Linked DNA regions of Homo sapiens: region 2 is linked to region 1. The links are chromatin loops, found by intact Hi-C in ENCODE. Cell type or tissue: OCI-LY7. All regions are shown on one strand. Links, peaks and the distances in the headings refer to the core of each region. The heading gives the core; the rest is flanking DNA.

Region 1 (12,299 bases), core at 1,532-9,531:
AAAGGAAATGTCAAATAATGCACATGAATCTTCAGCTATTTTCCTACCCCCAAATGAGATATGGGGCTGCACAGCATTCACTACAGATCCCTAGTTTTTACAACTGTCAACTGTACATTCTCATGTTTAGGATACTCCAGTTCACTGCGTGGATATTTGGAAAACTGGACAAAATCAGGCAGCCCACCCCTCCCTTGTCCCGAGCTTCCTCGATCTCCATTCACCATGACCAATTTTTTCCCCCACAAAAGCACTATCACCTCTAATAGTAGCTGGAAACACCTATCAGATATTCTAAACAGCATGTATTTTTACCAGGTAGATGATTTCTGAAGATCACAGGAAGTCTACCACTCTCTTCCCAGTTCTGAACTCCTCTGGTTACGCTTCATTTTAAATCGGGTGCTTCTTTCCCGCCCAAAATATTCTATTTGGCCTGCCCCAGTGGTTCCCAAGCTGCCTGGTGATCAGAATCCCTTGGGAAATGTTGAACACACAGCTTCCCAGGCTTTCTGGAAAACTAGTTAGATCTGTCTGACAATCTGTAAGCTGAGGCGATTCTTCCACAGCTGACCCAGCGCTAATCTAGCATTTGGCAACCAAATGTCTGTACCTCACCAGTCACACAAGGCTCACAATATGCTGGGAGCATTTGAATGATAGCTCAAGAATTATTCTTTCACTCCATATTCTTCTCTCTCAAGAAGATTAGGAATTTTAGCTAGGGAACTATGTGCATACTGAAACAGGTAAATGAACTCATCACAGAAATATAATACCCTGGGCCAATGCACTCTATCTAAAAATGCACCATGTCAGCAAGACTTTACCTAACATAACCGTGCTGCCCAAAGTGTCCCCTAGGAGACTCCAGGTTTTTGGGGGGGTTTTTGCTTTTTTTAATAGAGCCAGAGACACCTGACCCACCAGCACTAACTCAGCTTATTCCAAGCTAGGCTGTTAAATAATTATCTGTCTTGCTCTAACAATGGTTGAAAGGACCCGCCCTCCTCCCATCTTTTTTTTTTTGGTAATATAAAGTTTGTTCTGTTGAAAACTGATTAACATTTTAAACAGGGGGAAAGAAAAGCGGTCTACTAGATTAAATTTTAAAAGGATTTTGTTATTTGCTATACAAATATACATTTCAACTTTTACAACATTCACTCCAGTCTGACCTCCTTGTCTATAGAAGACTAAGAGATCAACATTTCCAGTCTCTGACTTCAAGGACATTATTACGGATACACAATGCCCTCTGAAAGCTTTTGCAAATGACAGAAAATACTGAAGATGACCAGAGGCTCAGGTGTTAAGGATGCATTTTCCATGTTTTCCAACAGCACACAAACTCCTTACAAAAAACAAGCTTATCTAGATGGTCCCACGAGCTGGTCATCTTCAGTTTACAATATGCTGTGGCTGCTGGCCCATGTCACTGGGCTTTCCTATAAAAGCTTTCTTTTCTTGGAACTGCTGTCCTCCTGCTCCAGTGTCCTCTTGTCCCACCTAGAGTTCCTCCTGGTGTGATGGGTCTCGGAACCACACTTCTCCTGCTCCCCTTCACTGAAAGCCCTGGCCTCTCTCCTGTGACAGAGCTCCTCTTCCGGGTCATCACATTTGCTCTGACACGTGGAAGCCTCGGGACTGGCAGCTGGAGGTTCGCCCCGCACGGGAGGTTTGTGGCTGCTCAGAGCAGCCACTACAGCAGCGGGCTGCTGTATATGGCTCAGGTCCTGGTGAACGACAGGGAAGCCCGGCTCGCCCGTAGGAGGTGTTGCTCCAGGATGCTGGGGGCTCGAGGGTTGTGGATCCCAAAGGAATATTCCTCCTTTGACCTCAATGCCCATCCTCTTCAGCAGTCGTGGGTCCTGAAGTTGGTCATGAACAGGAGGTCTTTCAGGGTCCTTTGAAGTAACAGTAAGAGTAATTTCCTTGGAGTCAGAGGGTGTGTGGTATAGAGAAGCAGCAACAGATGTCTTGGCAAATCCACTGTCTAGCTTGCTGCTGGGCAAACCACCCTGGGGTCTGGACCCCTCTGGGGCTATGGTAGGAGGGTGAGTGAGACTTCTCTGCAGCACAGGCTTGAGTTTCAGAATCTTCACTGCATCATGTCTATAGTTTTTGTCACAGGTCTTAATAATGGCACCACGCTTCTGAGCATCCTGAATCAGCTGATTCCAATGCTGGTTTTCCTTGAAACAATGAGAAGGGAGAAATAATTACACCCCAAAGAGACACTGCTTGGGAAGCATAGAGTTCCAGCTTTCATTTCTGAACAAATAATACATATTATTGTATGAACATATTCTCAAGATTCATTACTCGTCAGACAAGGATGAAAGGAAAAAATAAATTCAAATAAAAAATGATAAAGTCCCATTCCTAAAAATAAGACCTGGTCACAACCTATAATGGAGAACTTCAACTTTTGTTTTTTTTTTTTTTTTTTTTGAGACAGAGACTCACTCTGTTGCCAGGCTGGAGTGCAGTGGCGCGATCTTGGCTCACTGCAACCTCCACCTCCCGGGTTCACGCCATTCTCCTGCCTCAACCTCCCGAGTAGCTGGGACTACAGGCACCCGCCACCACGCCCGGCTAATTTTTTGTATTTTTAGTAGAGACGGGGTTTCATCATGTTAGCCAAGATGGTCTCGATCTCCTGACCTCATGATCCGCCCGCCTCAGCTCCCAAAGTGCTGGGATTACAGGCAGGAGCCACCGTGCCTGGCCGAACTTCAGCCATTTTTATCAGTGCATTCAACTGCAACGCAGGTCTGCACTAGTCACTAGGAGCATCATGTTGCTATTTATATTTCAATAAATTAAAATAAAAAATTCTGTTCCTAAATTGCATCAGCCACATTTCAAGTACACAGCGGTCACACACGACTAATGGCTATTGTACTGAGCAGTGCAGACACAAAACATTTCCGTTATCACAGAAAGGTCCTTTGGACATTGGTGATCTAGAGTACTGCCTACACCTCTTGGCAGGGCTAACGTTCTGAAACAGGAAGGTCTGGTTTCAGAAAGCAAACTTCTGAGTGCATGTGACTATTCTAGAAAAAGGCCCAAGGCTTTCACTGGATTTCTAAAGGCCTCCCAAACCCCGAATGGCTAAAACATCTTCATCCACCGAGATCTCAAGATATCATCTCACTTTCTGCCTGTTTCCTACAGGAGCTTAAGATATTAAATCCCATCGGGAAAGTTGCCAAACACATGCACCTCTCCTCTCTTCCCGAGTTTCTTCAGAGGAGGCTGCTGCTTTACAACCACTAGAATTCGGGTCTCTTTAGAAAGAAGAAAGAAAAGAAGAAAAAGGATAGCTACCCTCTCATGGGGGCTCCTGTACTGTTCATAAAGGTATGTTAGGGAAGCAGTGAGGCTGCACAGTATTTACTTGCTGTGTGACCTTGGTCAAGTCACTTGACCTCTCTGAGCCTGTTTCCTCATCTGTAAAATAGGAGTAATATTTTATTTAATGGATTCTAAAGTGCACGTTGCTTTCACATTTTAGCATTTCTGACCTTGGGGAGCCTCTTGGCCATGTACCTATCCTTGGAAATTACATGATGAGGCAATTATAACCCTTAGACTTTTAGTCAATAAACCATTTAAAAATAATGCCTGAAAACCTTCTACAGACATTTTCTGATAAGACAAGATAACACCAGCATTAAAACTTATGCACTGGGCCAGGTGCAGTGGCTCATGCCTGTAATCCTAACACTTTGGGAGGCTGAGGCGGGCGGATCACCTGAGGTCAGAGGTTCAAGACGAGCCTGGGCAACATGGTGAAACCCCGTCTCTACTAAAAATACAAAAATTAGCCAAGTGTAGTGGTGCACAGCTATAATCCCAGGTACTTGAGATGCTAAGGCATGAGAATCGCCTGAACCCAGGAGGCGGACGTTGCAGTGAGCTGAGATTGTGCCACTGCACTCCAGCCTGGGCAACAAGGTGAGGCTCTGTCTCAAAAAAAAACCCCCAAAAAAACCTTATACACTGGAGATAAAGGGTTCTAAGAAATCCTGGAGACAATGGTGTAACTCTTAGCAAATGCTAAATTGCCAACCTTATTATTGCACTTGGGATGAATGACAACACTGATGACTATGGATTGGGAAGTGATTCATTCGTGCTAAATTCTGAAAGTGAAATATTTTTAGGAATATCTTAACCTATTATTTTACTTGTATTTTCTATGTATGGATAAGAATATGGTAAAAATCTGTCTAAAGTCTTAAGAGTCCTTTCAATAAATATGAAAGTTCTAAGTGAAAATAAGGCACTGTGTCATAGTCTAATAATGGTACATAAAATAGTGGTGTATATTATAATGAATGGTTTCTTGAATTTGATGAACTATGGTAATAAGCTGACTTCACAGTAGTTTTTCAAGGTTTGGAGAAAGTCATGTGACCAGAATAAAATGCTTGGCCCGGTGGCTGGCATACTGAAGACAGGTCTGTGGAGGGAGCGCCAGGCTCTGGGGGCTCAGTTCTCTTTCTCACTCAGATCTCTAGAGATCCTTAGCCTGTGGCTCAAACACATATGTGAAGCAGATGGCCTTGCAATTTTTGCTAAGTTCACTACACCTAAACTTGGTGTTTAATCCATTCCTAAGATCACAGAAACAGTTCTGAGCAGGCACTATTAGCCTTGGTTTCTCAGAGGAAATCAAACGCTTTAATGATTGATCCCATTCCCATAAGGGGAACTAGGCTAAAAACTTAGAAACAAAAGCAAATGAATCCCCAAAACAACAAAGAAAAAGCCCAAGGACAAAAAAAGTTAGGAAGCCCAGCTGACATGTCGGGAAGTTTCAGATTCTCGTCTGTCTCTTTTTGTAGCACTGCCTTCCTAGAGTGAAGACAATGTCGGTGCCATTAGCTGGAGGTCAGTGGTCTGCACAGTTGTGCAAGTGTGACCCAGGGGCTCCCAAACACTGTCTAAACGGAATGTGAAAAAGGGTTACAGAATAACCTTGCAAACCCTACTTCCCATGTCCTCCTTGGGCTGCCCTGCCTCCTGCACCCCACCCTTCACAATCATGATGCGCCTCATCCATCCAGAGTGCACTGCCAAGACACATCAACACCATGAGGTGCCAACTTAAGGGAGGATGAAAAACAGTAGTGCCCACAAAGCCTCCTTTAATCAAGGCATCACTAAAAGATGTATCTCTAGCAACATTTCATTTACTTGTCAGGTTTAAACATGATCAAAATCTGTGATATTAAATATATTTGTCTTGTTTTGCTCAACTGTACAAATAAGTGTTAACAGGCTATTCAATTGATAAGAGATCACGTTTTAACACTCAGATGCTTATGGTCACAGGAAAAGCAATTTTTAAAAATCCAAACCTACATTTTGAGATAACTATAGATTTACAGGAAGTTGCAAGGAAAGTACTGAGAGGTTGCATGCACCCTTCACATGGGTTCCCCAAATAGTGATAAAAATCAACTTTTTAGGCCGAGGTGGGATGACTTTAGCCCAGGAGTTTGAGACCAGCCTGGACAACATGGTAAGACCCTTTCTCTACTAAAAGTACAAAAATTAGGTACATGCGCCTATAGTCTCAGCTACTCAGGAGGCTGAGGTGGGAGAACGGCTTAAATCCAGGAGGCGGAGGCTGCAGTGAGCTGTGATTGTGCCACTGCACTCCCGCCAGGGGAAAACAACTTTTTAAACTTTCAAGTTATACAGAAATTTTTGTGAGAGAGGTGTAGATCAGTGAGATTAACTTAAAGGCTTTTAATTCTAAAAAGAGATTACCCCAGTGAATCTTAGCCTAAACAAGCAGGAATGGAAGTACAATTTCAAAGAGAGGAAAAAATAAAATAATATTGCTTTCTATTCCACTGGATATATTTAAGAGTGATGTAATAATTTTAATTGCTGTATTTTAAAATGTCAATATTGATAATACATCAGAAGCATAATCTTCAGTAATATTTAAACTTACAAAGATTTTTTCTATCAACTTAAAAATAGGAGGTACATAAAAATAAACGGTACACAGCTTTTAAAACTTCCTTCAGAGCAGGCACACAGACGACAAAGGCTGGAGGTGATAGAGGAGTGAAACAAGAAAGAAGGTGTATCTGAGCGCCACCTGGTGGCAGGAACCAAAACCAGGGGAAACAGCCACCAAGTTGGCTCTTCTTAGATGAAATCAATGACTTCATAAAAAAGAGAAATGAGGAAAACTACAAAGTTATTACCCCTAATAAGACAAACAGCAAATACGTGCTACATCTAGCTGTGATATCAGTGAATTAAGCTGTACCATTTGTCTACTGAAGTTGGAAACTCGTACACCTCTTCCAGAGGGGCGCCTGTCCTGGCAGAAGAATGCCGGAGGCGCTAAGTGCTGGAGAAACAGAGTGAGCAGCACAGCTCCCAGTGCCAGCAGAAAAGCAGAGCAGAGCACGCGCCTGCAAACTCTCTCTGGCATTAAGCTGGGCCAATAACAGCCACATTTACTGAGTGTTTACTAAGTGCCAAGCAATTGCTTTGGCACTTTACATCTGTGGGTTTAATATACCTTCTTAACAATAATCCTATGATGTGGATAATTTGTTTTAAAATGGTCACCTTGAGAGCCCAGTGTAGATACTTGGGTTCTGGGCTGAAAAAAGGCGAATGGTTCACGTGTACACAAAAGCTCCTAGGAAGAAGTTGCTGGAAAACATAACAACCATTATTTTGTAATCCAGAAATCATTTACACTTTGATGGAAAATAAGAACAAAAACTCAATCCAACAACAGTAACAATGGGTAAACTTCTGAGCTCTCTGGTACCTACCATCAGGGTCCTCAAATGTCCGAGGATGAAGAGGCTGTACTTGGCTCGTGTGATGGTGACATTCAATCTCTGCAAACTTGCCAGGAATCTAGGCAATAAAAAAAGAGTTCCTTCTTTGTCTAGAATGACTTAACATGCCCATGTGAGACAAAGGTGGACTCTAGAATGACTCAACGTGCCCGTGTCTGACAGAGGTGGAATCTTGAATGACTCAGTGAGCCCGAGACACAGGTGGACTCTAGAATGACTCAGCGTGCCCGTGTGAGACACAGGTGGATTCTAGAATGACTCAGCATCCTCATGTGAGACACAGGTGGACTCTAGAATGACTCAGCGTGCCCGTGTGAGACACAGGTGGACTCTAGAATGACTCAGCATCCTCATGTGAGACACAGGTGGACTCTAGAATGACTCAGCGTGCCCGTGTGAGACACAGGTGGACTCTAGAATGACTCAGCATCCTCATGTGAGACACAGGTGGACTCTAGAATGACTCAGCGTGCCCGTGTGAGACACAGGTGGACTCTAGAATGACTCAGCATCCTCATGTGAGACACAGGTGGACTCTAGAATGACTCAGCGTGCCCATGTGAGACACAGGTGGACTCTACAATGACTCAGTATGCCCATGTGAGACACAGGTGGACTCTAGAATGACTCAGCGTGCCCATGTGAGACACAGGTAGACTCTAGAATGACTCAGCGTGCCCGTGTGAGACACAGGTGGACTCTAGACTCAGCATGCCCATGTGAGACACAGATGGACTCTAGAATGACTCAGCATGCCAGTGAGACACAGGTGAACTCTAGAATGACTCAGCATGCCCATGTGAGACACAGGTGGACTGCAGGCAGCTTTTCCGGGACTCCTTCACTCCTCTAGAAGTCACAGTGCTTTCTTACTCTCCGTCCCAATACAGGGTACCGGGCACAGAAGAATTCCTATTAAAAACAGGAAACAAACCAAAACCTCGGGGCTTCCTTCAAAGTGATGCATCTATCAATTTCCTATTTTTACCTGGATAAGATAATTGGAAATTTTAACAGTGCAATCTTGAAGCCTTGAAAAATCCTAAAAATGTGGTACCAGCCTAATCACTTTATTCTTACATTTAAATATATCTAGACTGTTAAGATATTGTAGAACTAGTGTAGAAATACATGAACACCAGATAAATATTTCAGTAGATCAGAAAAAGAGCTCAGAAATAGAATTGATGTATGATAAAAGTGAAATTTCAAATTAGCTGGGAAAGAAAGGTCTATTTATAAACTGACCCTGAGATACAACTGGGCTCTGTATATGCAGCCCATCCCAGGGAGGGGCAAAGATTACTTTAATTACTATTTTATTTGAAAACGAACTAATTTATAACCTGTAAATTCTGTCTGCTTCTCATGACAAGAAACAAATAATCATGTAAGAGTCTTGGGCTTGGGATATTTTCTGTCACTCATACAGGTGTCCTTAGCATCTTAAATAAACTGACAGTAGTTAAGGTGAACAAATTTAGCCAAAGCAGGAAAACACAGAAAACAATGACACTTTGACACATACCATGGGGAGTAATATGCCTCTGCAAAGTATAATCTAATTATTTATTTGAATCTTATTAAATAAAAGAACAGATTCACACTATGAAATGGGTTAATATAAAAGACACCAAGGCCGGGCGCAGTGACTCACGCCTGTAATCCCAGCATTTTGGGAGGCCAAAGTGGGTGGAGCACTTGAGCTCAGGAGTTTGAGACCAGCCTGGGCAACCTGGCAAAACACTGTCTCTACAGAAAAATACAAAAATTAGCTGGGCGTGGTAGCACATGCCTGTAGTCCCAGCTACTCGGGAGGCTGATGCAGAAGAATCGCTTGAACCCAGGAGGTGGAGGATGCAGTGGGCCAAGATTGCACCAAGATCTAACAGTGGGTCTATTTCACAACTTAAAAGAGAAACTTTCATAGTATTACACAGGTTTTCACAAAAGAAAATTAAAAAAGCAAATGGTGTTCTCTAACAGTGATAATGAACCTAATCCTGAACTATAAACAAGCAACAATGTATACAAGTATAAAAGAGCAACAATGACAGTAACTCACCCAATTGAACCTTGGATGCTATTTGCTCTGACACACGTAACAATAACACAATCCTTCTGCCGACCCTGGAATGCATCCACAGTGTCTACTTCTGCTGGTCTATTTACAAAAGAGAAACATATTTACTGGAAAAAGGAAGATAATTATTAAGTATACATATTTATAAACTAGTTTTTTGGTTTTTTTTTTTTGAGACGGAGTCTCACTCTGTCGCCCAGGCTGGAGTGCAGTGGCGCGATCTCAGTTCACTGCAAGCTCTGCCTCCCGGGTTCACGCCATTCTCCTGCCTCAGCCTCCTGAGTAGCTGGGACTACAGGTGCCCGCCACCATGCCCAGCTAATTTTTTGTATTTTTAGTAGAGACTGGGTTTCACTGTGGTCTCCATCTCCTGACCTCATGATCCGCCCGCCTCGGCCTCCCAAAGTGCTGGGATTACAGGCGTGAGCCACCGCGTCCGGCTTAGTTTTTTGGTTTTTGACAGTCTAGCCTCACTCTTGTCCAGGCTGGAGTGCACCAGCATATTCATAGCTCACAGTAACTTGAACACCTGAGCTCCGTCTCAGCCTCCTAAGTGGCTAGGACTACAGGCATGGACCACCACCCTAATTTTTCCATGTTTTGTAGAGATGGGGTCTTGCCATGTTGCCCAGGCTGGTCTCAAACCCCTGGCCCCAAGCAATCCTTCCACCTCACCCACCCAAAATGTTAGGATTATAGATGTGAGCCACCATGCCTGGCCTTACAGTCTTTATTTTTAAAGAAACTTAAAAAAAAAAAGAGAGAGAGAGAGAGACAGAGTCTCACTGCGTTGCCCAGGCTGGACTCAAACTTCTGGGGCTCAAGCAATCCTCCTTGCCTCAGCCTCCCAAGGAGATGCATGCACCACCATGCTCGGCTGCTAAGACATTTTAAAAACATTTTCTTGGAGGTTAGCCTGAATTTCCTCCTCTCTCCATTCCCTGGCAACCACTAATACACTTCCTGTCTCTACAGATTTTCTTATACTGTGAGTTTCACATAAATGGAATTACAAAATGTGATTATTTGTGACTGTTCCCTTAGCATAACATTTCCAAAGTTCATCCATGTTGTAGCATGTAACAGAACTTCATCCCTTTCTTCATTAATATTTCATTGTACCACATAGTACAAGTTATTTACTTAGTGTTAAGGTGGCAGCGCTCCCCAAATTGATCTACAGATGTAATCCAACTGCCTTTTTTACAGAAATGGTCACGCTGATACTAAGTCTTTGGCTGGGCATGGTAGCTCATGTCTGTAATCCAAGCACTTTGGGAAGACTGTGTGAACTCAGGAGTTTGAGAACAGCCTGGGCAACTTAGGAAGACCTTGTCTCTACTAAAAATGAAAAAACACACAAAAAATGCAAAAAACAACACAACACTAAGTCTTCCAGTCCATGAAAACAGGATGTCTTCACATTTATTTAGGTGGTTTTTTTTTTGTTTTGAGATGGAATTTCGCTCTCGTCGCCCAGGCTGGAGTGCAATGGAGTGATCTCAGCTCACTGCAACCTCTGCTTCCCGGGTTCAAGTGATTCTCCTGCCTCACCCTCCAGAGTAGTTGGGATTACAGGCGTGTGCCACCATGCCCAACTGATTTTTGTATAATTAGTAGAGACAAGATTTTACCATGTTGGCCAGGCTGGTCTTGAACTCCTGACCTCAGGTGATCCACCCACCTGGGCCTCCCAAAGTGCTGGGATTACAGGCATGAGCCACTGCACCCGGCCTATTTAGGTGTTCTTTAATTCCTTTCAACAACGTTTTGCAGTTTTCAGCGTACAAGTCTTATACTTCTTTGGTTCTATTTATTCCGAAGTGTTTTATTCTTTTTGATGCTATTGTAAATGGAATTGTTTCAACTTCCTTTTCAGATTGTTCATTGCTAGTTGCATCAAAATATAATCAACTTTCACATATTAATCTTGTATCCTGCTAAGCTTATTATCTCTAATAGTGCCTTTGAATGGCTTTGTTAGGGTTTCTAGAAATAAGATCATGCCACCTATGAAGAGAGAGTTTTACTTTTTTCTTTCCAGTAAAGATGCTTTTTATTTATTTTCCTTACTTAACTGCTCTGGCTAAAACCTCTAGTACAATGTTGAAAAAAAGCATTAAGAGTTTCAAACATCTCTCCTGATCTTAGAGGAAAGGCTTTCATTCTTACCATGAAGTATAACGTTAGCTATGAGTTTTTTGTAAATGCCTTTTATTAATAAAAAAAGTTCCTTTGTATTCTTTTTTTTTTTTTAAATCATCAAAGCATTTTGGGTTCCGTGCAACTTTTTTTTGTATCTACTGAGCTGATTATGTGGGTCTCCTCATTCTTCTAATATGGTATATCATATTGATTTTCATATGTTGAAGCAATCTTGCATTCCTGGGATAAATCCCACTTGGTCTTGATGTATAAATCCTTGTAATAACCTGCTGAATTCAGTTTGTCACTATTTTGTTGAGGATTTTTGTATCTAGTCATAAAGGATTTGGATCTGTAGTTTTCTTGTGATACTTTCCCTTGGCTTTGGTATCAGTGTAATACTGGCTTCAAAAAATGAATCTGAGTGTTCTATTTATTGGAAGCATGTGAGAATGACTTGTGTTCATTCTTCTTTTAATATTTGATAGAATTCACCAGCTTAGCTTGGTTCTGGGCTTTTCATTATTGGGAAATGTTTCATTATTTGTTATAAAGGTCTGATTTTTTCTTTTTTTTTTTTTTTTGAGATGGAGTCTCGCTCTGTCACCCAGGCTGGAGTGATGCAGTGGGGCAATCTCAGCTCACTGCAGCCTCCGCCTCCTGGGTTCAAGCGATTTACCTACCTCAGCCTTCCGAGTAGCAGGGACTACGGGAGCGCGCCACCACGCCTGGCTAATTTTTGTATTTTTTTTCAGTAGAGATGGGGTTTCACCATGTTGCCCAGGCTGGTCTCAACCTCCTGACCTCAGGTGATCTGCCCGCCTCAGCCTCCCAAAGTGCTGGGATTACAGGTGTGAGCCACCACACCCAGCCTACAGGTCTGATTTTCTATTGTTTTCTAGATTCGATTTTGGTAGTCTGTGTGCTTCTAAGTTAAGATGATTTTAAGGTTATGGATCTCCAATATTTAATCTTTAATTTTACTGCTGAGGTAAGAAGGAAACAAAAACATGATTTTCATTCTATACATAAAGGCAATACAAGGGTTAAATCATTTATTTAAAGTGAAATGTTACTTTTAGTCTTGCTAGAACAAGAATTCAGATGAACAAGTCATGGAACTAAAAGGTAAAGACCTGGCAAGTTTCTTAGTCAATTCCACTGCCAAGGAGAATGTTGACATTCCAACTGCCAGGAAGTAACCTGTCTACCCAGGA
Region 2 (12,299 bases), core at 1,730-9,729, 110 kb after region 1:
CATGCATGTGGTGTGAGTGCATGCATGTGGTGTGAGTGCATGTGGTGTGAGTGCATGTGGTGTGTGTGAGTGCATGCGTGTGGTGTGAGTGCATGTGGTGCATGTGAATGCATGTGGTGTGAGTGCATGTGGTGTGTGTGTGAATGCATGTGGTGTGAGTGCATGTGGTGTGTGTGAGTGCATGTGGTGTGTGTGAGTGCATGTGGTGTGAGTGCATGTGGTGTGTGTGAGTGCATGCATGTGGTGTGAGTGCATGCATGTGGTGTGTGTGAGTGCATGTGGTGTGTGTGAATGCATGTGGTGTGTGTGAGTGCATGCATGTGGTGTGAGTGCATGCATGTAGTGTGAGTGCATGTGGTGTGTGTGTGAATGCATGTGGTGAGTGCATGTGGTGTGTGTGAGTGCATGTGGTGTGTGTGTGAATGCATGTGGTGTGAGTGCATGTGGTGCGTGTGAATGCATGTGGTGTGTGTGAGTGCATGTGGTGTGTGAATGCATGTGGTGTGAGTGCATGTGGTGTGTGTGAGTGCATGTGTGTGTGAGTGCATGTGGTGTGAGTGCATGTGGTGCGTGTGAATGCATGTGGTGTGTGTGAGTGCATGTGGTGTGTGTGCATGTGGTGTGAGTGCATGTGGTGTGTGTGAATGCATGTGGTGTGTGTGAATGCATGTGGTGTGAGTGCATGCATGTGGTGTGTGTGAGTGCATGTGGTGTGAGTGCATGTGTGTGTGAGTGCATGTGGTGCGTGTGAATGCATGTGGTGTGAGTGCATGTGGTGTGTGTGAGTGCATGCATGTGGTGTGAGTGCATGTGGTGCGTGTGAATGCATGTGGTGTGAGTGCATGTGGTGTGTGTGTGAATGCATGTGGTGTGTGAGTGCATGTGGTGTGTGTGAGTGCATGTGGTGTGAGTGCATGTGGTGTGTGTGAGTGCATGCATGTGGTGTGTGTGAGTGCATGTGGTGTGTGTGAGTGCATGTGGTGTGTGTGAATGCATGTGGTGTGAGTGCATGTGCGTGTGAATGCATGTGGTGTGTGAGTGCATGCATGTGGTGTGAGTGCATGTGGTGTGTGTGAGTGCATGTGGTGTGTGAATGCATGTGGTGAGTGCATGTGGTGTGTGTGAGTGCATGTGGTGTGTGTGTGAATTCATGTGGTGTGAGTGCATGTGGTGCGTGTGAATGCATGTGGTGTGTGTGAGTGCATGCATGTGGTGTGAGTGCATGTGGTGTGAGTGCATGTGGTGTGTGAATGCATGTGGTGTGAGTGCATGTGGTGTGTGTGAGTGCATGTGGTGTGTGTGAATGCATGTGATGTGAGTGCATGTGGTGGGTGTGAGTGCATGTGGTGTGAGTGCATGTGGTGTGTGAATGCATGTGGTGTGAGTGCATGTGGTGTGTGAATGCATGTGGTGTGAGTGCATGTGGTGTGAGTGCATGTGGTTGGTGTGAGTGCATGTGGTGTGAGTGCATACGTGTGTGAGTGCATGCATGTGGTGTGTGTGAGTGCATGTGGTGTGAGTGCATGTGGTGTGTGTGAGTGCTTGCATGTGGTGTGGTGCACGGGCATGTCATGTGTGCATGTGCTGTGTGCACGAGTGTGTGTGTGTGATGGCAACACCAGCAGGACTCAGTTATTTACAGAGTGGTCGCTAAGTGTCAAGCACCGGGATGACCACACCCTACACGTTCATGCTTCATTTAGGACTTCTGGAAGTCCTGTCAGATAGGGATTATAATCTGCCTGTTTCCACCATTTTGCAGCTGATGAAGCTGAGGCTCTAAGTCCAGTCACCTGCCTAGGTGACTTTCATTACCAGCATGTGGCACCAAATGCCATGTTCTTAGCCATATAAATATTAAGAATACTAACCTGGAAAAGTCTTTTTCTGCCAAAATGGAACATAGACAGCTTTCAGCCTAGAAAATTTAGTTTGAACGTAAGATGGAGGAACATCACTTTAGAAAAGGAAAGAAAAGATAAAAAGCAAGTTAGTTTAAAAATCTATCATTTCAATACAGTGTAGTAAGTACATTTATTCAGGTGAGGTTTATAGTTTTTTTTATCGTAAACATAAGATCATCATACATGTGTGATACAAATATGACACAATTTTTGTGGAATATGGAAAGCTATTGTTTATTTGGTTTAAAAAAATGTAAAGGGGAAAAAGAATCAGTAGTACAGAATGGATTCTATTTAAATTAAGATAACTTGTATCACTAGTCGAGAAGGCAAAGTATAGAAGGCAAAGTATAATGCCGGCTAACGGGCTGATGCTTACCTTGTGCTCAGCCCTGCCCTAAGCACCTTAACTGCAGCAATAAATAATCCTCACGACAACTCAAGGAGGGAGTTACCACTCTCTCCCTCGTGCTGGAGAGACGAGGAAACTGAGGCACAGAGAAGTTGCCCAAGCTCACATGGCTAATCAGGGATAGAGCTGGGACTTCATCAAGTAGTGTGACTCCAGATCCTACCCTCTTAACCATTACACTCAGGACACATACATATTGGTCACAATTCAAAGACAGATGTTCCCTGATGTTTATTTCACAAAGCTAAAAAGAGCAGATGCTTATGAGGTTTTGGTACGTTTTCAATTTACAAAACATTTCAATTTACAATAAGTGGGTCAGAAATTATTCTTAAATTGTATTTTAAAGTAAAAAACCACTAAACTTTTTGGGCACTTTTTCCTAATAAAAGGGGAACATTAAAAAACAATTAACTAATCCAGTTGTTAAAATGATTAGCATGAAGAATTTGATCTGCTAAGTATGTAGAGGTAAAAGATGATCAGATTCTTCCGACCTCTTCATCACAGCAACCACTAGCTGAGGACGTATGTGCCAGGTACCAGACAATGTCTCTTTCTCGCATTATCTTCTTTTTTTTTTTTGGATGGAGTCTCGCTCTGTCACCCAGGCTGGAGTGCAGAGGCACATTCTCAGTTCACTGCAACTTCTGCCTCCAAGGTTCAGGTTGTTCTCCTGGCTCAGCCTCCTGAGTAGCTGGGATTACAGGTGCCCACCACCACGCCCAGCTAAATTTTTGTATTTTTGTATTTTTAGTAAAGATAGGGCTTCACCATGCTGGCCAGACTGGTCTTGAACTCCTGACTTCAGGTGACCCACCTGCTTTGGCCTCCCAAAGTGCTGGGACTACAGGCATGAGCCACTGCACCTGGCCCATTATCTCCTTTAGCCTTCCTGACAGCCTATTAAACCATAATGCAGATGAGGAAACAAAGGCTCAGACAAATAGGGAACAACTGCCCACAGACTTTAAGTGGAGTCCCTGGACTCTATGCCAAATCTGTCTCACTCTGAAACCCCAGCTCTACGGCAGCCTGTGCCTTTTCCCTTCCCATAATGCTGTGCGCCCAACATGCTGCAGACCCAAGCCCATGCTTCAGGAAGCAACAAGAACTGATCTGGACGTTTTAAAACCAAGCAAGTGTTACACCTCATTAGGTGGAGATGCTATCCTTAAATCCTGCCTATATAATTCACAAAGTCTTTAAGAATCTGAGGAGACTGAACCTTCAATATAATTTTTACCATTTTGTTATTAAAACTTTGAGAGTACGTAGTATTTCAAATAGTATTTGACTAGATGCCATAATCTCTATCTTAGAGTTTTGAGATTCGTAAATCTGAAATAGGTAATCAGTTCATCAGTTACCCCCTACCTGGATTTTGTGGGGCCCTTTTATTTATTTTTATTTAATTTATTTTCTTGAGACAGGGTCTCACTCTGTCACCCAGGCTGGAATGCAGTGGCGTGATCTCGGGTCACTGCAACTTCTGGCTCCCAGGCTCAAGCGATCCTCCCACTTCAGCCTCCAGAGTAGCTGGGACAACAGGCATGTGTCACCACGTGCAGCTTAATAATCAGTTTTTAAACATGTAATTTTATTTAAAACCATAAAAACCCATTTTAGTTTTAAAAATCATGTGATCTGAAGAAATGTCACAAAGCATACACAAATTTAATGGAAAAGCTGAATTTTTTTTTTTTTTGAGATGGAGTCTGGCTCTGTGGCCCAGGCTGGAGTGCAGTGACGCAATCTCGGCTCACTGCAACCTCCTCCTCCTGGGTTCAAGCAATTCTGCCTCAGCCTCCCCAGTAGCTGGGATTACAGGTACCTGCTACCACGCCCAGCTAATTTTTGTATTTTAGTAGAGATGGGGTTTCACCATGTTGGGCAGGTTGGTCTCAAACTCCTGACCTCAAGCAATCCACCCGCCTTGGCCTCCCAAAGTGCTGGGATTACAGGCGTGAATCACCACGCCCGGCCGAAAAGTTGAATTTTTAAAAAGTGGTTTGACATTATAAAGGGCTTTGTCAATGTAAGTCGTTCTCAAGATGGGAGCTGGTGGGGTGCACATCAGCGTCACCTCCTTCAAAGCACCTGGCACCCTCCCTGCTTGGGGCCTATGATGCTGAAGAGTGGGCACCCTGCCCCTCAGATGAGCTAGAAAAGAAAAGACTTTGGGACCACGGCATGTATCTGTGAGTCCTGGCAGGGCCTGGACTAAGAATTTCCAATTCTCCACATTCAAGAAGGAAGAGACGGATTGTCCTTTCTTGTTTGGTTATAATCCCAAACCATAAATAACTAACCACCAGAACCAGTTTAAACCCTCCCTAATGGTTCCGCAGAATATTGACTAGAAACAAAACAAAATCTTTCCTAATGGACCAATGGCGACCTCACACCAGTAGCCACACTTCTGGAAGTCAGCCAGGCTGCAGCAGCCTCACCCCACTGTCTACCTTCCAAAACCAAAGGCCAAACAATCCCTCAACATCCCTGCATCTGAAAGTCACTGATCCCCGAGCCCCATGATGCTCGGCAACACGTAGAGGGCCTGTGCTCTGCAGCCCAGCTCTCCCTTGCGTAGCAAGCAGTAAGTTGAGATATCGAGAGTGGTGGGCCCTCCAATCGCAGGAACTGATTAAAATGCAAGAGCTATGTGCAGTGAAGGCTCACAGTGAAGGGAAAGAGAGACAGCTTATAAACACAAGAGCCATGTTCAATCTCACTTCTCACATGAGAAATGCAAATGAAAACCACAAGGAAACTGACAGAAGCTTAAAGAGGAACAGGATCTTTATATAGTCTTAAAATGTCTTCCCACAGCCATTTCTTACCACCAAAGGAAGAACCAGTATTTTTATACAGTGGGGAAAAGAGGCAGATGCTGCCTTAGCTAAATAATAAAAAAAAGTCAAAACGAGAATTATGTACCTTGTGACGTAATGCAGTGATAGCAAACATCAGGAATATGCTGTACTCCTGCCCGAAGGACACAGCCTGAATCTCCTCAAGAGGAAATACCAGACAAGTGCCAACTGCGGACATTCTACAAAACACCTAGCCTGTATTCCTCCAAAATTTCACTACCATCAACAGCAAAGATGGACGATCTTCATAGATTAAAAGACAGTAAGGAAGGCCGGGCATGGTGGCTCACGTCTGTAATCCCAGCACTTTGAGAGGGATTAAGGCCAGGAGTTCAAGCATAGCCTGGGCAACATGGCAAAACCCCATCTCTACTAAAAATACAAAAAAAAAAAAAAAAAAAAAAAGTCAGGTGTGGTGGCTCACGCCTGTAATCTCAGCAATTTGGGAGGCTGAGGTGGGTGGATCACTTGAGGTAAGGAGTTTGAGACCAGCCTGGCCAACATGGTGAAACCTTGTCTCTATTAAAAATACAAAAATTAGCCAGGTATGGTGGCAGGTACCTGTAATCCCAGCTATTCAGAGGCTGAGACAGGAGAACTGCTTGAACCCGGAAGGTGGAGGTTGCAGGGAACCGAGATCACGCTGTTGCACTCCAGCCTGGGCAACAAGAGTGAAAATCCGTCTCAAAAAAAAAAAAATTAACTAATTAAAAAAAAAACTAGCCAGGCAGGGTGGTGCATGCCTCTAATTCCAGCTATTTAGGTGGCTGAGGCACAAGAATTGCTTGAACCTGGGAGGCAGAGGGTGCAGTGAGCTGAGATCACACCATTGTAACTCCAGCCTGGGCAACAGAGTAAGACTCTTGTCTTCAAAAAAAAAAAAAAAAAGGACACTAAGGAAATGGAACAATTATTAAAGGGGGAAAATGCTATCAAGGACATTACTGGGACAACTGGTGAAATCTGAATGTGGACTATGTTTTAGAGGGTGTACTATATCAATGTGAAACTTCCTGATTCTCGATTGTACTATGGTTATGTAAAATAACATCCTTGCTTGGGAAGTGGTATCTGCCACTAACTCTTGAATGGTTATGGGAAAAACCGTATTCCCTTGGAGGAGGGAGAGAGGGATGATAAAGTGAACGTAGCAGAATGTTCAGAAGAGGCGACTATGGGTAAAGGGGATGCGGGGTTCTTTCTGTTACTCTTGCAACTTGTTTAGCTTTTTGAAGCCTTTAAGAGACTTTGCATACATTTCATTTGCCTTTCTTGGGTGTCTTCGGTGGCAGGTGGGCTGGAGGGAGGGCTGGTCTGATTTATTTGGTCCAGAGCACAGAGACTGGAAGTCTCGAATAAACACACACATTGCAGCTTTCCTGTTCTGTGGCGCTGGCACACCACCCTGCAACCACGCAGTGTTTCCTCACCCAAGACTGTATCTTGGCGCTTTCTTTGCCCCACCACCGAGGGGCTTTCTCATGATTTTTTGTAGCTATAAAGAATGTCACTATATGGGTAAAATACATATATAGCCAGTCCCCTATTAACAGGCCTTTTGCAGTCAGTTACTCTGTATACAAGTCATTTCATGTATGTGTGAAGTTGTTTTGTAGAATGTATTTCTAGAAATGGAATTACTAGAATTATTTGAATTTTGAATGGTACTAAGGCTGCAAAGTATGTAAAATTTACCAAAACAGATAACAGTAATTGGAGGGAGTGAATGTAGATGTTTAATAAGGACGGCTGGATTTTGACAGTTGCTGAACTGGGGTGATGGGTACATGAAGCTTCATTTATTTTGTATCTGTCTAAAATTTTCCTAATAAAGTTTCTGAAAAAAATAATTGGGCATTGCTAATAAAGCAGTACTTAGAAGAAAACATATGGCCTTAAATGTATATTACAAAGAAAGAAAAATGGAAAATGAGCTAAGAACCCATCTCAAGAAGTTGAAGAACAGCAGCAAAATAAACTCAAAGAGAGCTGAAGGGAGGGCGTGATAAAGAGCTGACATTAGAATAATCACAAGATAGGGTCAACGCAATCAAAGCTGGTGCTTTGAAAAGACAATCTCTGGTAACTCCTATTCAAGCAGTAACAAAAGAGAGTAGGTATAAATAGCCAACATTAGCCATCAGAACATCACTCAGATCCTGCAGACATTTTGCATAAACCATCTACGGAAAATAGATACTGGTTTCCTGTAGGGCTACGCGTGGCTGGTGAGTGGTAAGGGGACACTTTTCACTGTGTTTCCTTTCAGGTTTCTTTCTTTCTTTCTTTTCTTTTGAGATGGAGTCTTGCTCTGTTGCCCAGGCTGGAGTGCAATGGCATGATCTCGGCTTACTGCAACCTCCGCCTCCTGGGTTCAAGCGATTCTCCTGCCTCAGCCTCCTGAGTAGCTGGGACTACAGGCACCTGCCATCATGCCTGGCTAATTTTTGTATTTTTGTAGAGACGGAGTTGAACCATGTTGGCCAGGCTGGTCTTGAACTCCTGACCTCAGGTGATCTGCCCACCTTGGCCTCCCAAAGTGCTGGGATTACAGGCAAGAGCCACCGTGCCCAGCCTACGTTTCTTTAATTCTGGACTACGTAATCTATTACCTATTCCAGAAAAACAGCAAAATCAAACTGAACAGTCAAGTCCTTTTTCCTTATGGGTGGGGCATGATATTCAGTTCTGTATTTGAATTGTTACACACAACTAAAACGTTCTAACTGGGAACCGACCAAGTCATTTAACCAGCGCTAAAGCACGGGGTCTCGGCAGGGTAACACATCTGAGTCACCTGGAGCTCTGAACAATCCTGACAGCCAGACCCCACACCAGACCAATCCCATTCATGCGAAGCCAGACCCCACACCAGACCAATCCCATTCACGTGGCACTGGTATTTTTTAAAAGTTCCCCAGATGATTTTGAAGTGAGAGCTGGGCTGAAAACCAGAGAATTGCTAGTGTTTACAAAGTTCCAAATTGGGTACACAAAGGTAACTGGAACTCCTGGATGTCTGGAGCGTGTGCTGAGTTGTCAACTGTCTGAAGTCCCCTGAGGCGTGGGAGTCTGGCCTGCACACGCACCCAGCCCATCGCTGCCGTCATTTTACTCACTGTTCTGGGCCACCTGGTCCCTTTCCAGTCCCTTGAATGTGCCCAGCCAGTGCTGGCTCAAGGTGTCCGCATTCACTACTCTCTGTCCGAACATCTTCAGTCTCATCCCCGCATGGCTACCCTGCCACCGCTTCTGCTTCCATAGTCTTCCCTAACCACTCTATCTGATTGCCCCCGACGTCCCTTCTACTCTATTTTTGTTTTCTTTTTGGTACCATGCTATCTGAAATGAGCTTATTTGTTTACAGTCTCTTCCCAGAACTAAATGTGAGTTCCTACTCTGTGCCTGGTATACAGAAGGTAGTCAATAATTATTATTAGTTTGATATCGTTATCATCAATGTAGTTTTTAGGTTAATTCTATACTATACAAAACTTGGCATTTGTGTCAGCAGAATGGATGCTCTACCAGGCAAGGAACTTGTCTTTTGTTCAATGCTGTATCCCCAGAGCCTAGAAAAATGCCTGGCATATAGGCACCTCGTATTTGGTGGGTGAAGAGTAATTCTGAGCCTTTGATTTTTCAATAATTGGAATTGATAAAAGGTATGTACTGGGAAAATTCACTTCATTGTTACTAAAGTACCTATAATATCACCTCCAATGCCTGCCAAGGTCAACTCGACTGTATGGTAATACTTCCTTACACGATTATTTTTCCACTGGAAAACTGAAATAGGAGGGAGGTGGGTGGGCCATAGGTATTATGCTCTAGCTAAAATCTGTAATCACAAAACACCTGAGGCGTGATGATCTATGTGACACTAAAAAAAGGGAAGAAAAATGAAAAACATATCCAACTAGTGATGTATTTAGTGTCATGAAAACCTGATCTACCTAGCAGCTCAGAGCCTTTACGTATACACTGCTCCTAAAATTACAGTTTCCTCTGCACTAACAAATTGGTTTCCTAGCAAATACACTGAATTTTAACCACCACTTATACAAAATTCCAAATGCAGCATCATTATCAGCCCTGTAAGATGATAGGGAGTTATTGTATTTATTAAGTCATCTCTATATTTTAATTAGTTTAATATTAAACAAATGGTCTTACCCTATGGCACTAGCAAGATCTTCCCAGTCTATTTCATTAGTATCTTCCACATTTATTTCATACAACCTGTGAGAAAAAATAAAAATTAAATTTTCAAGCAAAAATAATCATGATAGCCATCTTCATGGACGCGTGGAGTGCTGAGAGCTGGAAGGTATGTGCGCTTTCGCCGCATTCCAGCTCCCTCGTTACACATGCACAGTGAGCTCAGCATCCCAGCCCAAGGTTAATCCAGGTCAGTCAGTTGGTGGGCTACAGAGATGGGCTGAAAAGACCTCTTTCCTCTTTCTGAGCCCTTTGTTTCTCTCAACAAACCATGTTGCTTTCTCACAGTAAAAAACACCACCTCATCATTCAACATAGACACACAGTAAGAGGACATCTGTACTATGTGACAGACACTGTGAAGGTCTTTTTTTTGATACAGGGTCTCGCTCTGTCACCCTGGCTGGACTGCAGTGGCGTGATCGTGGCTCACTGCAGCCTCGACCACCTGGACTCAGGCAACTCTCCCACCTCAGCCTCTCAAGAAGCTGGAACCATAAGCACGTGGCACCATGCCCGGCTAATTTTTTAGATTTTTTGTAGGGATGGAGTCTTGACATGTTGCTCAGGCTGGTCTCAAACTCCTGGGCTCCTCCTGCCTTGGCCTCCCAGTGTTGGGATTATGGGCGTCAGGCACCACGCCGAGCCAAGTTAAGACCTTAAAGTGCGCAAATTCATTTACAGTAACCCTCCCCCCCCAATCTACAGACAGGGAAATGGTGCCAAGAGACACAGTCATGGGCTCCAGATTGCATGACTAATAGGTGGGGCCGACACTGGAACCCAGGCCTGCTTGACTTGAGATGCCCTTCTTGGATCTGGTAATCTATGCTGCCTCTCTAGCAGGGAAGACTGGGCGGGGGCATAACCACCCCCCGATCCACCCCTAGGAAAGAGGATCAGGAAACCCACAGTGAGCCTTAGGCAGGGCTCACGTGTGAGGCAGAGGGAATGAAGGCGGACAGCAAGGCCAGAACCCACAGGCTTCTGCTGCTCTTTCCTGTTCCTCAGTCGACATGGGCCAGGTCCACTAGTCTCACACGCATCACGAAACGGGCCCATGTCTCCCTTTTCCTCGTCACCCTTCAACACTTTAGGGGGGACCCTGCATGGACAAGGAACTCAAAGACAAAACCAAAGACAAGCAAGGGTGACACCAACAAGCTCATGCTGGAGCACAGGAGGGCTCTGCCTGAGTCATTTACCCCCATTTTCCAACGGGCGTAAATAATTTATATCCATATGAAATGCTTCAAAGACTAAAATACACGGAGTATACAGTATGTTTCACACGTTATTTTCTTTTATCCTCCTGAAAGCACTAAGAGCTAGGTACGATTATCGTCATCCTCAGTAGATGAGTTAAGATGAGTAAACTGAGACTTAGAAGGGTAGGTCATATGCCCACAATACATGCGGAAAGTGCTGGAACAGGGATTTGGACCTTGGCAATCTCACTGCAGACTCTGCTGGGTTAACAACTTCTCTTTGGCTAGAGACAGAAACAGTTAAGAGGCATCCGTTTCTATTTTTCATACCTTTCAATAAGGCTGACCTTGGCCCGCAGGGCATTCATGCCATAGTAGATACGCCGACCATTAGTCATCCTCTTGGTTAGAATTTCTGTCCTACATTAAAAGGAAGAAAAACATAGTTTACTTTCAAGGGTAGAGTTTTCATTAAAATATCCTATATTTTTCTTATCTAAATTGCTCTCATTCAGAACCAACTTCTAACTTTTCTTTTTTTTTTTTGAGACGGGGTCTCACTTTGTCACCCAGGCTGGAGTGCAGTGTCACGGTCTCAGCTCACTGCAACCTCCACCTTCCGGGTTCAAGCGATTCTCCTGCCTCAGCCTCCCGAGTAGCTGGGATTCCTTACAGGTGCGCACCACCACGCCCGGCTAATTTTTGTATTTTCAGTAGAGACAGGGTTTCACCATGTTGGCCAGGCTGGTCTCAAACTCCTGGCCTCAAGTGATCCACCTGCCTAGGCCTCCCAAAGTGCTGGGATTACAGACATGAGCCACAGTACCTGGACCTCAATGTATTTTGACTATCTATGCACAGACAGGCATTGCTCTTATTACCATTACCAGCCTTGGAACATCAAATAAGACAAATTTAGTAAAGTGAGAAATGATTTGATGATTCCTCTAATGCCGAAGCTAGTGGCTGCAGGCTGACTGAAGGTTCTAGTAAAGGCAGTGACCCAATTAAAAAGATTTTAAAAGTACTTATCTTGAATAGCAAAATTTGTCACAATCTGATAGATCATTAGCTGTTATATTTACATTCTTGGTAACGGAGATACACACGCTGATCAACAACATTGTTGCTCTTAATGAGAGCCATCCACGTTTACAGGGTTGAAATGTACCAGTGGAGGTCACTTCAATGTTACACAAGGTAAATAAACGTTCAGAGTTTAAGTTTCCTATTTTTATCTCAAATTAATAGCTAAATCTTGCACGTTATCTTAATTATGTTGATCTTGAACCAGTACTACCCTTAATGATTACCATGTCCTCCTTTTAACATTGGTATGTCATCCTCCACTTGAGGCTTATAACTCACTCTTCCTTTTTTTTTTTTTTTTTTGAGACGGAGTCTGGCACTGTCGCTGGGGCTGGAGTGCAATGGCGTGATCTCGGCTCACTGTAACCTCCGCCTCTTGGGTTCAAGCAATTCTCCTGCCTCAGCCTCCCGAGTAGCTGGGATTACAGATGCCCGCCATCCCGCCGGCTAATTTTTTGTATTTTTAGTAGAGGTGGGGTTTCACTATGTTGGCCAGTCTGGTCTTGAACTCCTGACCTTGTAATCCACCTGCCTCAGCCTCCCAAAGTGCTGGGATTACAGGTATGAGCCACCGTGCCCGGCCCTCACT

The links. Peaks named below come from ENCODE experiments on the same cell type or tissue, not always from the same donor. Only the 100,000 strongest peaks of a DNase experiment are listed, where the experiment ranks them.
Region 2: it touches region 1 in a loop (2.9-fold over the local background); 2 of 110 quality-filtered maps call a loop at or near these places.

The regions. Positions count from the first base shown.
Region 1 is chr9:132,262,791-132,275,089 of GRCh38, forward strand. It overlaps SETX (senataxin), which reads right to left. Exons shown (of 26, transcript NM_015046.7): 24 at 8,920-9,018; 25 at 6,825-6,912; 26 at 1-2,195. The coding sequence ends at 1,449. Among named protein-coding and RNA genes, the nearest start is that of SETX, 86 kb to the right of the region's middle. RefSeq lists enhancers at 5,893-6,879, 6,562-7,761, 6,880-7,865 and a silencer at 6,966-7,140. In OCI-LY7, for the core only: CTCF peaks have their summits at 6,126 (motif pointing left) and 6,338; a DNase peak (open chromatin) is centred at 6,121; H3K27ac peaks cover 1,492 bases.
Region 2 is chr9:132,377,188-132,389,486 of GRCh38, forward strand. It overlaps TTF1 (transcription termination factor 1), which reads right to left. Exons shown (of 11, transcript NM_007344.4): 8 at 10,952-11,041; 9 at 9,369-9,434; 10 at 1,872-1,957. Among named protein-coding and RNA genes, the nearest start is that of TTF1, 24 kb to the right of the region's middle. RefSeq lists enhancers at 5,074-5,233, 6,651-6,700. In OCI-LY7, for the core only: a CTCF peak has its summit at 6,646; DNase peaks (open chromatin) are centred at 3,384, 5,034, 6,504 and 7,354; H3K4me3 peaks cover 3,701 bases; H3K27ac peaks cover 6,897 bases.